Linked DNA regions of Homo sapiens: region 2 is linked to region 1. Evidence: chromatin contacts called from ENCODE Hi-C or POLR2A ChIA-PET data. All regions are on one chromosome and are shown on one strand. The core of a region is the stretch at or near the end of the contact, and the rest is flanking DNA. Distances in the headings are between cores, read along the strand shown.

Evidence for each region. Hi-C counts contacts between places; a loop is a spot of excess contacts on that map. ChIA-PET counts read pairs that join two places held with the same protein, here RNA polymerase II (POLR2A).
Region 2: a loop to region 1 is called in a map of IMR-90, with 2.6 times the contacts of the local background. The contact joins two enhancer-like sites. A Hi-C loop is called at or near these places in 2 of 168 maps with a recorded cell type or tissue (IMR-90 and OCI-LY7). POLR2A ChIA-PET finds 5 or more read pairs at or near these places in 1 of 52 experiments (SK-N-SH).

Annotation. Positions count from the first base shown.
Region 1 is chr2:40,035,707-40,040,999 of GRCh38, reverse strand. All of the region lies in intron 2 of SLC8A1-AS1 (SLC8A1 antisense RNA 1), which reads right to left. Among named protein-coding and RNA genes, the nearest start is that of SLC8A1-AS1, 120 kb to the right of the region's middle. Within about 2 kb of position 3,544, at least 2 of the 41 ENCODE cell types and tissues checked have a DNase peak (open chromatin) inside an H3K27ac peak, as active enhancers do.
Region 2 is chr2:40,238,466-40,244,445 of GRCh38, reverse strand. All of the region lies in intron 2 of SLC8A1 (solute carrier family 8 member A1), which reads left to right. All of the region lies in intron 3 of SLC8A1-AS1 (SLC8A1 antisense RNA 1), which reads right to left. Among named protein-coding and RNA genes, the nearest start is that of SLC8A1, 210 kb to the left of the region's middle. RefSeq lists an enhancer at 1,636-2,186. Within about 2 kb of position 4,170, at least 15 of the 41 ENCODE cell types and tissues checked have a DNase peak (open chromatin) inside an H3K27ac peak, as active enhancers do.

The DNA.
Region 1 (5,293 bases), core at 2,295-4,794:
ATTAAACAGAAGTGTTGGGAGGGGGATGAGGGACGAGGAATTACTTTAGGGTAATGAGGGTACAGCATTAATGATTCGTGTGATGAGTACACTAAAAGCCCAGACTTCACCACTATGTAATATATCCATGTACCAAAATTGCATTTGTGTTCCTTATATTTATGCAAATAAAAATTTTAGAAAATAGCAGCTCTGCAGCATGGCCCTGGGTGGGCACCTGGCTTCTCCCTCTGAAGACTCCCTTAGTTTCCCAACCCTTTGCTACCTTGGATCTAGCTTGCATCTCCTACCTACTCAGGGACTTTCTCCTAATATCCTGCCACCAAGTATCCTTTTTGTTTAAGATGGTTTTCTTAAATCAGGAAGCTGATTGTTACATTTTCTATAAAACTTTCAGCCCATCTGTCAAAATATTTAAGAAACAATATTTAATATTCTCCCCCATTCCAGTAAAAAAAAAAAAAAAAAAAAAAAAAAAAAAAAAAGTTGCATTGGGATGGGGATTTGGACAGAAAGAAGACAAGGATAGATCAGTTAGAACTTCGACTGGTTTTAGCTGCATTTCTGAGAAGAGTACAACCTACTCCTAGCACAAATAAGAAAGAACAGAAGTATTGAGGAGAAATAGTAAGAGAGGTGTACCAGGCTGTTTCCTATCATTCTCCTGTGTTGGTGACATCATTATTTGGGAGGAAATACTGAGAGTGACCAGGACTACAGACGTGGAAATTCAAATTTAATCACAAAATTGCATTCTAATGCAAAATATAGTCTTTCTATAATATTAACAATTTGTATTATCTCAGATAGTCATACACAATCAACTCCACTGTACCGGGATTCAGAGGTTAATGTGGTACAGAATAATTTAAAGTGTAATGGAAGAAAGAAAACCCAGAAGAAACCCTGGAAGATATAACTAAAAGGTGTTGATAACTGACTCAAATTCCTTGGAATCCCAAAACCATCCAAGGCACCACAGAGAGATTCCAGCTCATCTTCCTCTTCCTCTTTTAGTTTAATAAATAAGGCTGCATTTATCAATAATAAATTTAGAATGAAAAGACTTTTCTTTTAATAAAATAATTTAATGTAAGTAAAATTATTCTTAAAGCTTAAAAAAAATGTAAACCCAACACAAAGTGTCTGATGAGATGTCACTCAACAACAGGTCCACTGAGAAGAAGTCAGAAAAAAACATTCAGTTGAAATGTTCTACAGAAGACACACTTCCTGTGAAGGGTATTAAGTGAGTCATTTGTGAAATTAAGTAACATGGCTGCTACATGCTTTTAATTAGGCCACTGCAACAAGCCACAATAGATTAAAAGTGAAACAGCACATCCAACAAGGTAATGGAATAGGTTTATTAGTTCCAAAAGTACTGTGTGAAAGCTAGGCAGCTATTGAAATACAGAAACATGAAATAAATATGTAAATGATTACCAACACTAGGAATTGTCATAAATTAAATAGTAACAGGGACTACTCAGTTATCACATTCAGAGCCCTGCTCCTTAAGAACTCTGAGAACTCCGGGTTAGATCCTTAAGTTACACAATATTTACTTGCATTTGGAGATTTATTTATATAATTTATATAATTGCATATACATATACATACACACACACGCACACACGTTTACACAAGTCTAGTGGTAACTGGAGCTGAAATGAGAGTCATACCGCAAGTGTGTGCTATAAATGAAATCTCAAACACAGGAAGGTCCCAAATAAACAAGACCTCAGGAATCCAAGTTTGTGAAATTTGAACGATGTGACATGCAATAATTCAAGTTTCTTTCATTTTAGGCACTTTTCCTATACAATATCAGTTTTTCTTCCCCTAAATGAGGGGGAAATGAAATGTGAATATGCATATCTTGAGGACTTGCAAAATACTTTTAATTTCACCTTACCTCATTTACCTACTCAGTCCTATCTGTTTGCTTTAGCACGTGACCCATATTTTGAGGTAGAAACATTAATTTAAGCCAATAGCTGTCAACAGCACTGTGGAAACACAAAATGGTATAATACGGAGTACTTGCTGTCCAAGGAAAATGCACTGTTTAGTTTTATCTCTCTAGCTCATCTTTCTGCTGTTTATATCAGAGATAAACATTAAGAGTCAAGCCAATGGAATGGCTTCTTGCTTAGCAGTTCATGGGTGTGGCTGAAACTGTCACCAAATAGATCCTCTCCACAGATAGTCCCACTCTTCTCCTTCTCTGTTCCCATGCTCACTACCAATTCACTCCACTTCTGTGTCTGGCTGCCAAAAGAACAGACAGGCTTCAGAAAGAGTAATTGGCTCCCGGCTGCAAAATGCACGGCACCCCTAGCTGGAGATAGATGGCTAAAGGCTGGCAGCCCAGGAGAGAGCCACCACCTGTGTGCAGCAGCACGTGGACATGGCTAAGCCCTGCAGGCTTGGTTGAAGACAAGGTCCTCGATGTTCAGTTGAAGGAAAATCAGGAGAGACAGCTTGTAGAGTGGAGAGTAAGGAAAGATTGGGATCGACAGTGCCAAAACCAAAAACCAAAATTCCAACTTCTTCAATATCTAGGAAGGAAAATTGTCAAGGAATTAACAAGTAGTCACATCTCCTTGGTTCCCTCAGAAATGTTCTATATAAAGATTTATAACTGCATGTATATTTAATATGTATACATATATGCATACTTACAAGTCACCACTATTATCATTTGTTATCTAATCTTTTCTTAACATGGCATTACATATAGGCCCTTACGTGCCTATATTTTACTATTCATTGGGATAGAAATTACACGGAAATATTTTACAGCTGAAAATCTATTGTTATAATGATGATGCCATCTAGAAGCATCAGGGGTAAAGTCCTTATGGCAATGTGCTTACTCAGAGCCTAATAATAAAGTTCTTTGGGGCAGAAATCTCCTGGTGCAATGAGAACAGAAAATATACTCACTCCTTAGTTTTTAAAATCATGCTAATTTATAGTCACCTTGAAAAAAATACTTTTGTTTCTCAATATTTTATTTTGTTCCAAAATGAGTTTAGCCAGCAAGGTAAAATAAAACTGAGGTGGAGGAGTGGATACTAAACAAAACAAGAAATAAGATTAACAAATAATACAAAAAAGATGTGAAATAGAGTCAGGAATGAGTCTGCATTCTCCTTGAATGGCCTGTACTATTTAGCATAGTCCAATGCCCTTCCATTCATTCATTTAATAATTACTTAGTGTCTATTATGTGCCAGCTACTCTCTATGCAACTGTTACTTTTTGACTTGCAGAGCAATATCTTCTTTCCACGGTCCTCCTCTTTATACTCTTAACTGCTTCCCTTTCCTTCCTCCATACCTTAAGTGAAGGAGTCTTTTTTGTTGTGCCTCAATCCCTCTGCTTGTAACTTCTCTTCTAAAGTAATTACCAAAGACAGGCGCAAACTGTTTCTAAAATTCAACTTCTGTATTTCTAAAAAGCCACAGGATGTCTCCATCTTAATGTCCTGCCAGCACCACAAATGCACGTGACAAATGCTGCTCTGTGCTGACCCTGAAATCTCACTCTCCATACTGCACACCCACACGCTGCAGGCACAAAACTAGCTCGGGGTTCCTTCGCATTGGTGAGGTCACACCCAAACTTCCAGCCACCTAGGCATTAAGCCATGAAAGGATCTTGTCCCTTTCCTCCCTCAACCTCTCGTCTACCCTCCCCACCACCTTTACAACAGCATAAGCAAAGGTAGGTGAGCAGAATCAGGGATGTCTGGAAGTCACTGCCACATGTACTGACAAGAAGAAGGCATGACGGCCATCTACTTATAGAAAGATGAGTTGATGACAAGACAAATCACACTATGAGAGAAAAAAGGGTAAAAATAACCTGGTTTAGGAATGAAAGAGATGTAACCATGATTGCAAAAGATTAAAATATTTATAAAACAGTACTATATGCAATTATGTGATAACAAATGTGAGAAACTAATGCTCATACATCTGATGACTGCCCCTCAGTAAAATAAACATATTGACTGAACAATAACTTTCCTAATGCTATTGCTTTAGAAGAATAATTAGTTCTAAATACAAACAAAAATATGGACATTGAAATTGTTTAGGAGTATTTATATGCTTACACCAATAGCTTTGTTTTAGAATTTAGTCATCATAATGCATCATAATTATCATCAAAAAGCTAATGCTTTTTGAACACTTATCTTGTACTAGATATTATTTTAAGCACCTCATATTTCCTGTCTCCTCATCACTCTGTGAGTAAGGTACTATTGTAAGGACGAGGAAACTGAGCCTTAAGAAGATTTAGTAATTTTTCTAAGATCAGCTAGAAAGAGGTAGGGCATGCAATGGAACCCAGTAAGTCTGATCTGAGAGTTGGTCATATTAATCAGGATAAAGCTTAACCATCAATTTGGCTATGCAGAAGTTACTTGATAACTTCCTATAACACCCAACCCTTAGTGCCCTAAAATAACAGCGGTTTATTTCTCTGCCAATAGGAGTTAAATTCAGTCAGGGAACTCTCTAGAGAAAATGCTCTGTGGTCCAGGTTGCTTCCATTTTGGAACACAAATATCTTAACACACAGCTTCTGCAGTTGCTGTGGTACACAGAGAATGCTGGAGAGCTGCACACTGGTTTTCAAATCCTTCAGCCTAAAAATGACACTTTTTCATTTCTGCTCATGGCTCATTGCAGACCAGTCACATGGCCACAACCTAACTGCAAGGAACGCTAGAGGATGTTGTCTTCCAAAAACCCAAGAAGAGAAAAATGAAATGGGATTTGGTATTTCTGCCATAATTATCTCAATCACGTAACTTGAAAACTTTTGAAGAGGGTGTTTTATATATCATATATAACTTTATTCTACAGAATGCCTTTTAGAAAGGGAACTATACATATCTAGAACTATTTCCTTAAGGAAGTTGTGGGAGAGCATGAGATCTTCAAGGGTATTATCAAGCTCCAAAAGATCATTACCTACTTGTTATAAAATGAAAAGGAGAGAAATTTGTTTTGCTGCTTCTTAGAAGGATGATTAAGAACAGAGAATATACTAAAAAATTTAACAATTTATGAAAACAGACCAATGAGGCCAGGTGCACTGGCTCACTCCTGTAATCCCAGCATTTTGGGAGGCTGTGGTGAGCAGATTACCTGAGGTCAGAAGTTTGAGACTAGCCTGGCCAACATGGTGAAACCCCATCTCTACTAAAAATACAAAAATTAGTAAGGCATGGTGGCAGACACCTGTAGTCCCAGCTACTCGGGAGGCTGAG
Region 2 (5,980 bases), core at 2,921-5,420, 200 kb before region 1:
CATTATACAGGAAAAGTCATCGGACAACTCCCAGCCTGGCCTTCATAGGTCAGCAGGAAAGGCTGTCATTACCTTAGTGTTGTTGGGAAATTTAAAGAGATAATAGATGTGGAAACGCTCAGAAGGAGACTCACGTAGTAGATGCTCAGTAAATGATGGCTGTTAGCCTGTGGGTCTCTTCATGTGCACTGACGCTTTCCTAATGTATCTCCCACCACTAAACCAAGAGTGCAGTGTATTTACTTACTTCCTAACCCCCTAGTGAGGAGATACCAGGAAAGCTTCAAAATTTCTACATAGGAAAGCTTAGAGGAGGTGATCTGGTAAGAATGTAAGGCTTGCAGCTGTGTTTTCACAGCACTTTCCATTAAATTGCTCAGATGTTCATTTTTTTTAATAACAAAAGGGCTGCTGATGGGAGCGTTGTCCCCCAGACCCTAGACCCCTCAGTAATTACTCAGAAATGTCACAGTCTCCCTAGAAGCTATCCATTCTGCCCACTTTTCCTCTTACGTTGCTCCAGTTTCAAGTATTCCCCTTGAGGTTTTAGAAATAATGTTTGTTTATCTAGCACTTAGACTCATCAGAGGGAAGGAGGCACTAGAGCATTCACATGGAATTCCTCCCCCACTTGAATATTTGTCAGGAAAAAAAATAGATTCAACTATAAATGTGCAGCAGAGTTGGTGCCTTCCCACTGTGAATGTATTTTCAAGTGCACGGACCAATCCACCACAAAGGAAAAATGCAATACCCTTCCAAAAATACACAGTGCTGATGTGATGTTGCATTCCTTTGTTCATTTTCCCAGAGCCAGGTTACAGGGCCATAGGCTCCATTTGAATAGACTTCTTAGTCTAAAACAGAGGTAAAATCAAGCTCAAAGCCATGATGTTACTTTTTATTTTTTCTTAAATACTGAACTTAGACTTGAGAAATCTTTCTTTTCTTTTTCTCTTTTTTGAGACAGGGTCTCACTTTGTCACCAAGGTTGGAGTACAGTGGGGTGATCTTGGTCACTATAACATCTACCTCCTAGGCTCAAGTGATCCTCCCATCTCAGCTCTCAAGTAGGTGGGACCGCAGACACTACCATGCCCAGTTTATTTATTTATTTGTATTTTTGGTAGAGGCAGGGTTTTATCATGTTGCCCAGGCTGGTCTTGAACTCCTGAGGCTCAAGCAATCCACCCACTTTGGCCTCCCAGAGTGCTGGGATTACACGCCTGGCCTTTATTTTCATGAATTGAAAATAGCTCTGGTAAGTTGTGAATTAACTCAGTTAAAGATTTAGGGGTTTCCTTAATATTCCATGCATCACAGCTATGATATGTAGAAACTAAGGGCAATGAAATGAGCCTTCAATGTCTGTATTCCTGCTTTTACTGGACATTCAGTAGACACTCGTATCCACGTTTGGTGAAGGAATGAATGAATGATTTGGCAGAACTACCTTGTATATCTCTGCAATGATCTCAGATTTAGGAAAATAATCTTAATAACTATGGAATAAAGATCAAAGCCTCATTAACTTTGCTTTTATAAAAATGGAGACAGCAAAAAGTATACCTTGCATGTGAAGTTTGTCTTTCTCGTCTGACTAACTTTGCCCAGAGACAAAAATTTAGTCTCTTTTTTTCTAAGCAAGTCTAGAAAGTCTTGAAACACAAGGCATGGTTGTATTTGTATTCCTCTTTGGTTTCTTGTTGTTTCTTGTAATTATAGATACCATATTTTAAAATCTCTGGATTTTGGTTTGCTTCTGCCTAGATGGGTAAGGCAATACCATGAGTAAATGTTGAAAGAGATGCCTAATGCAAAGAAGTGGTGGCAGCTGTTTCTATGACATTTGTAGACCTTTGACATTCAAGACGGTATCCCTGTAGAGCTTCACAAAGGGAGAGTCGAGTTGCTGGATGCAACCATTGTTCTTGTTAGTGGATGGAGATTTATAATTATACCCTTGTCTGCTCAGAGCACATGCCATAGGGAGAAGCAACATAAACACAGGCAGCATGGCAGGCAATCCAGGACAACAATGAGGTTACAAATTACACAAAGCGATTTCACCATTCATGAAATAAGCCTTATTTGCAAATATGAAAGGAAATGTGGACCTTTTATCTTTATGTTTTAGTTTGTTTTCCAAAATTACATTCACAAAGAACTAAACAGGCTTTACTTAAACATCTTTGATGTTTTCAGTCTGGCTTGTGGTAAAATTCTAATGGACACATTTCTCCAAAGTATTGTCATATTCATATTCATATTCTCTGTCTCTCTCTCACACACACACACGCACACACACACACATCCTTCTCACACTTAAATTGTAAGGCGTTACCACTTTATATAACAATATATTTAGTCAAAATGGAGACATCATAGCCCCATCAATATTTATTTTCTGGAGATCTGCCCCGAAGTTAGTAGCAAACTATAGGAAATAGATCAAATTATTGAGTGGAACACTGCTTGGATTAGGAATTATGAATAATTAATATTTTCTATATTTTATCCCAGTATTCAACAACATAAACATATTGTTTTTAGAATAAGAAAAAAACTGATATCTATTTTTCTGTCTGTTGATAAATCTGATCTTACTAGATTGGAACAAATAGGCAATGCTTATGGTGAAAAAGCTCATAGTCCTTAGGGGCTATGACAAGTGACAGGTCACTCTCAAAGCCTGTGGAGTTCTTTTCTAAAGTAGAGGATTCAGTATGGGTGTCTGTCCCAGGCTCTGAATTGGGATTAGATGGACCACCTTCACACTCTTCTTTCCCTACTCTGTTGTGGTCTTCAGAATTTGAAAAGGCAGGAAGGTTAATCACACCTCAAGGTTAGGGGAGGGCAAAGAAGAGGTCAAAGGGGGACAGGTATTTATGGTCACATATCAGGTACTTTACTCACATTGTGCTTTTTAATACCTGTGAGGAAGGAATTTATTATTTAAATTTCAACTTTTATTTTTGACGGAGGGGGTACATGTGCGGGTTTATTGTGTGATGCTGAAGTTTGGGGTGTGGATCTCGTCATTCAGGTACTGAGTACAGTACTGATAAAGTAGTTTTTCAACCCATGCCCCCTATTCCAGGTAGTCCAGAGTGTCTATTATACCCACGTTTATGTCCGTGTATGCTCAGTGATTATCTCCCATTTGTAAGTGAGAACACGTGGTATTTGGTTTTCTGTTGCTGTGTTAATTCGCTGAGGATTATGGCCTCCACTTGCATCCATATCACTGCAAAAACCATGATTTTGTTCTTTTTTATGGCTGTGTAATATTCCATGGTGTATATATACCGTATTAGCTTTATCCAATCCACTGTTGATGGGCACCTGACTTGATTCCATGCCTTTGCTATTGTGAATGGCATAGTGATGAACGTGCAAGTCCATGTGCCTTTTTGGTAGAATGATTTATTTTCCTTTGGGTATATACCCAATAATGGGATTGCTGGGTTGAATAGTACCTCTGTTTTAAGTTCTTTAAAAATCACGGAAGAAATTTATTGTCTCTATTTTAAAAGTGACAAATACACATGTGGGTCACTTTTTTTTGAGTCGGGGTATCATTCTGTCATCCAGGCAGTAGTGCAATGGCAATGATCATGGTTCACTGCAGCCTTGAACTCCTAGGTTCATGCAATCCTCCTGCCTCAGTCTCCTAAGTAGCTGGGAGTACAGGCAGGAGCTGCCATGCCCGACTTCACTTTTAAACTAGAAAAATGTGCTTGGTATGTAGTGAATGCTCAAGAAATATTTATGGAATGAATTATTCTAGTAGTACAGATTTATATGGCTTTGCATAGCTTATATATCTGTGTATTTATACAAAAAAGTGTTCATAAATGCACATTCATGTCCAAACATGTGAACAATAGAGAGACAGCCTCTCTGGGACTTGTTGGATATAGCAGGAATTTTTTTATTTCTCTAATACTACAGTGGGGTTTGCTTCAAAAACTCCTCTTAACCAATCCAAATAATGTCATTTCCCAGCTGTGGTGTTGCATTGGGTCCAGTTCAAGTGCCAAAAGCTCAGCCGAGAGGAAGCCAAAACAATCACATCCTGAATGGTTAGAGTATTTTCTACCCCTCATCACTGTATGACACACTGTCTCAGGGGCCTTCTAGAGCCTGGGGAGTCCTCCGCTCCGTCGGAGACTTGACTTGGCACAGAGCCTGCCATGTCGTCAGCCCTTAACAACAGTTACATAATAAGTACTCTCTGTATCTAGGGATAATCATTTCCCACTCATATTTTATAACTGTGAAGGCTTCCTTTCCCCCAAATATTATGCCATAACTGTGTGCACAAAATGATATACTGGAGTCCCAATTCATCATCAGATAGTTTTAAGCTAAGCTCCATAGATGTTTCCCAGGCTCTTGACTTGGAGGTAAGCGCTGGTTTCACAGTTGGCTTCATTATGAGCCTGGGACATTTCATTCACATGACTTCGGATTACAGAAGAGGTGAAGCAGTGGTTACAAATTGAGAAAACTACTCTTCTTACATTAAGATATTCGTTCGGTTTCCATGGGTAAAAGAAGTAATCTACATGCAATCAACATATTTAGTGAGGAGATACATACACTAAGGAGGATACTGAAATTTTATTTCATTAAGCAAATTGTACTTCACTCCTGTAACAATGTAAGTGGGGAATGAAAATTCAGGTATTCACATTCAGAATTTGATTTCTTTCCTTTATGAAAGAATGCACCAGTTTTTTTGTTTTTGTTTTTGTTTTTTTGAGACAGAGTCTTGCTCTGTTGCCCAGGCTGGAGTAGAATGCACCAGTTGTAACTGGCAGCAGAGAGGGCTGTATTTCACGAGGCAGCACAGTGACTGTGCATGGGAGGAGGAGAGTCAGAAACCCAACCCCTAATGCAGCCCTGCCACATTTACTTGTGTACCTCAGACAAATCACCTAACTTTTTTAGGCATTGGTTCCCTAATCTGTAATGCAATGGGTTGAAATAGAGGTCCTTTAGGTCTCTCAGCATTTAAAACATTCTAGCCCTAAATCTATTCACCTCATGTCAATAGAAAGCCCAAAGATGACAGAAACTAGGAAAAAAATCCAGATAACTCAGTGATCTTGGTGTGTGCCACTCAGACAGCTAATGGTCAAATATACTTCCATCAACAATAGGAGTAGTGATTGGGCAATATTAAAGATAGACACTAAAAAGCTAGAATTGGGGTACTGTGTTCACTTTTTAAATAAACCTACTTTATGCCCCTTTTTGCATGATTGACATTTGCTGACTGTTGTTTCCTTTTTAGGTGAAGATTACTATGGTATGATGTAGTCAGATTCTAGTTGGCAAACTTTACTAAATAATTTAGAAGCCTCCATAAAATTCTTTTTTTTTTTTCTGCTGCAATTTCATTAAAATTCATTTGGGGAACTATACTGCCTCAATAATAGAATTGTATCTTATGTTTTGGAACTGTTTCCATGACAACAATAACAGGTGCAAGTTCACATATATACATATGTTCATTTAAAAGGTTACTGCAGTTATCCCTGTAAAGGTAAATTTCACTGCAAATAACATCAAAGTACCTACATTGTTACTTTCAGGAGAAAATGGCTTCTATATATAATGATATACATTAATTTCCTCCAGATGAAAAAAAATTTATATAAGTAAAATCTCTGAACAATACTTGAGTTAATTTATATAATAGAAACTCATACTTAACTTTACAATAGACTATACAGATTTAAGGAATATAGAAGACTGATTGCATAGCTCTAGCTTGGGGAATATTGCCAGTAAGAAACAGAAGACGATCGAGGAGCCAAGATGGCCGAATAGGAACAGCTCCGGTCTACAGCTCCCAGCGTGAGCGACGCAGAAGACGGGCGATTTCTGCATTTCCATCTGAGGTACTGGGTTCATCTCACTAGGGAGTGCCAGACAGTGGGCACAGGTCAGTGGGTGCGCGCACCGTGTG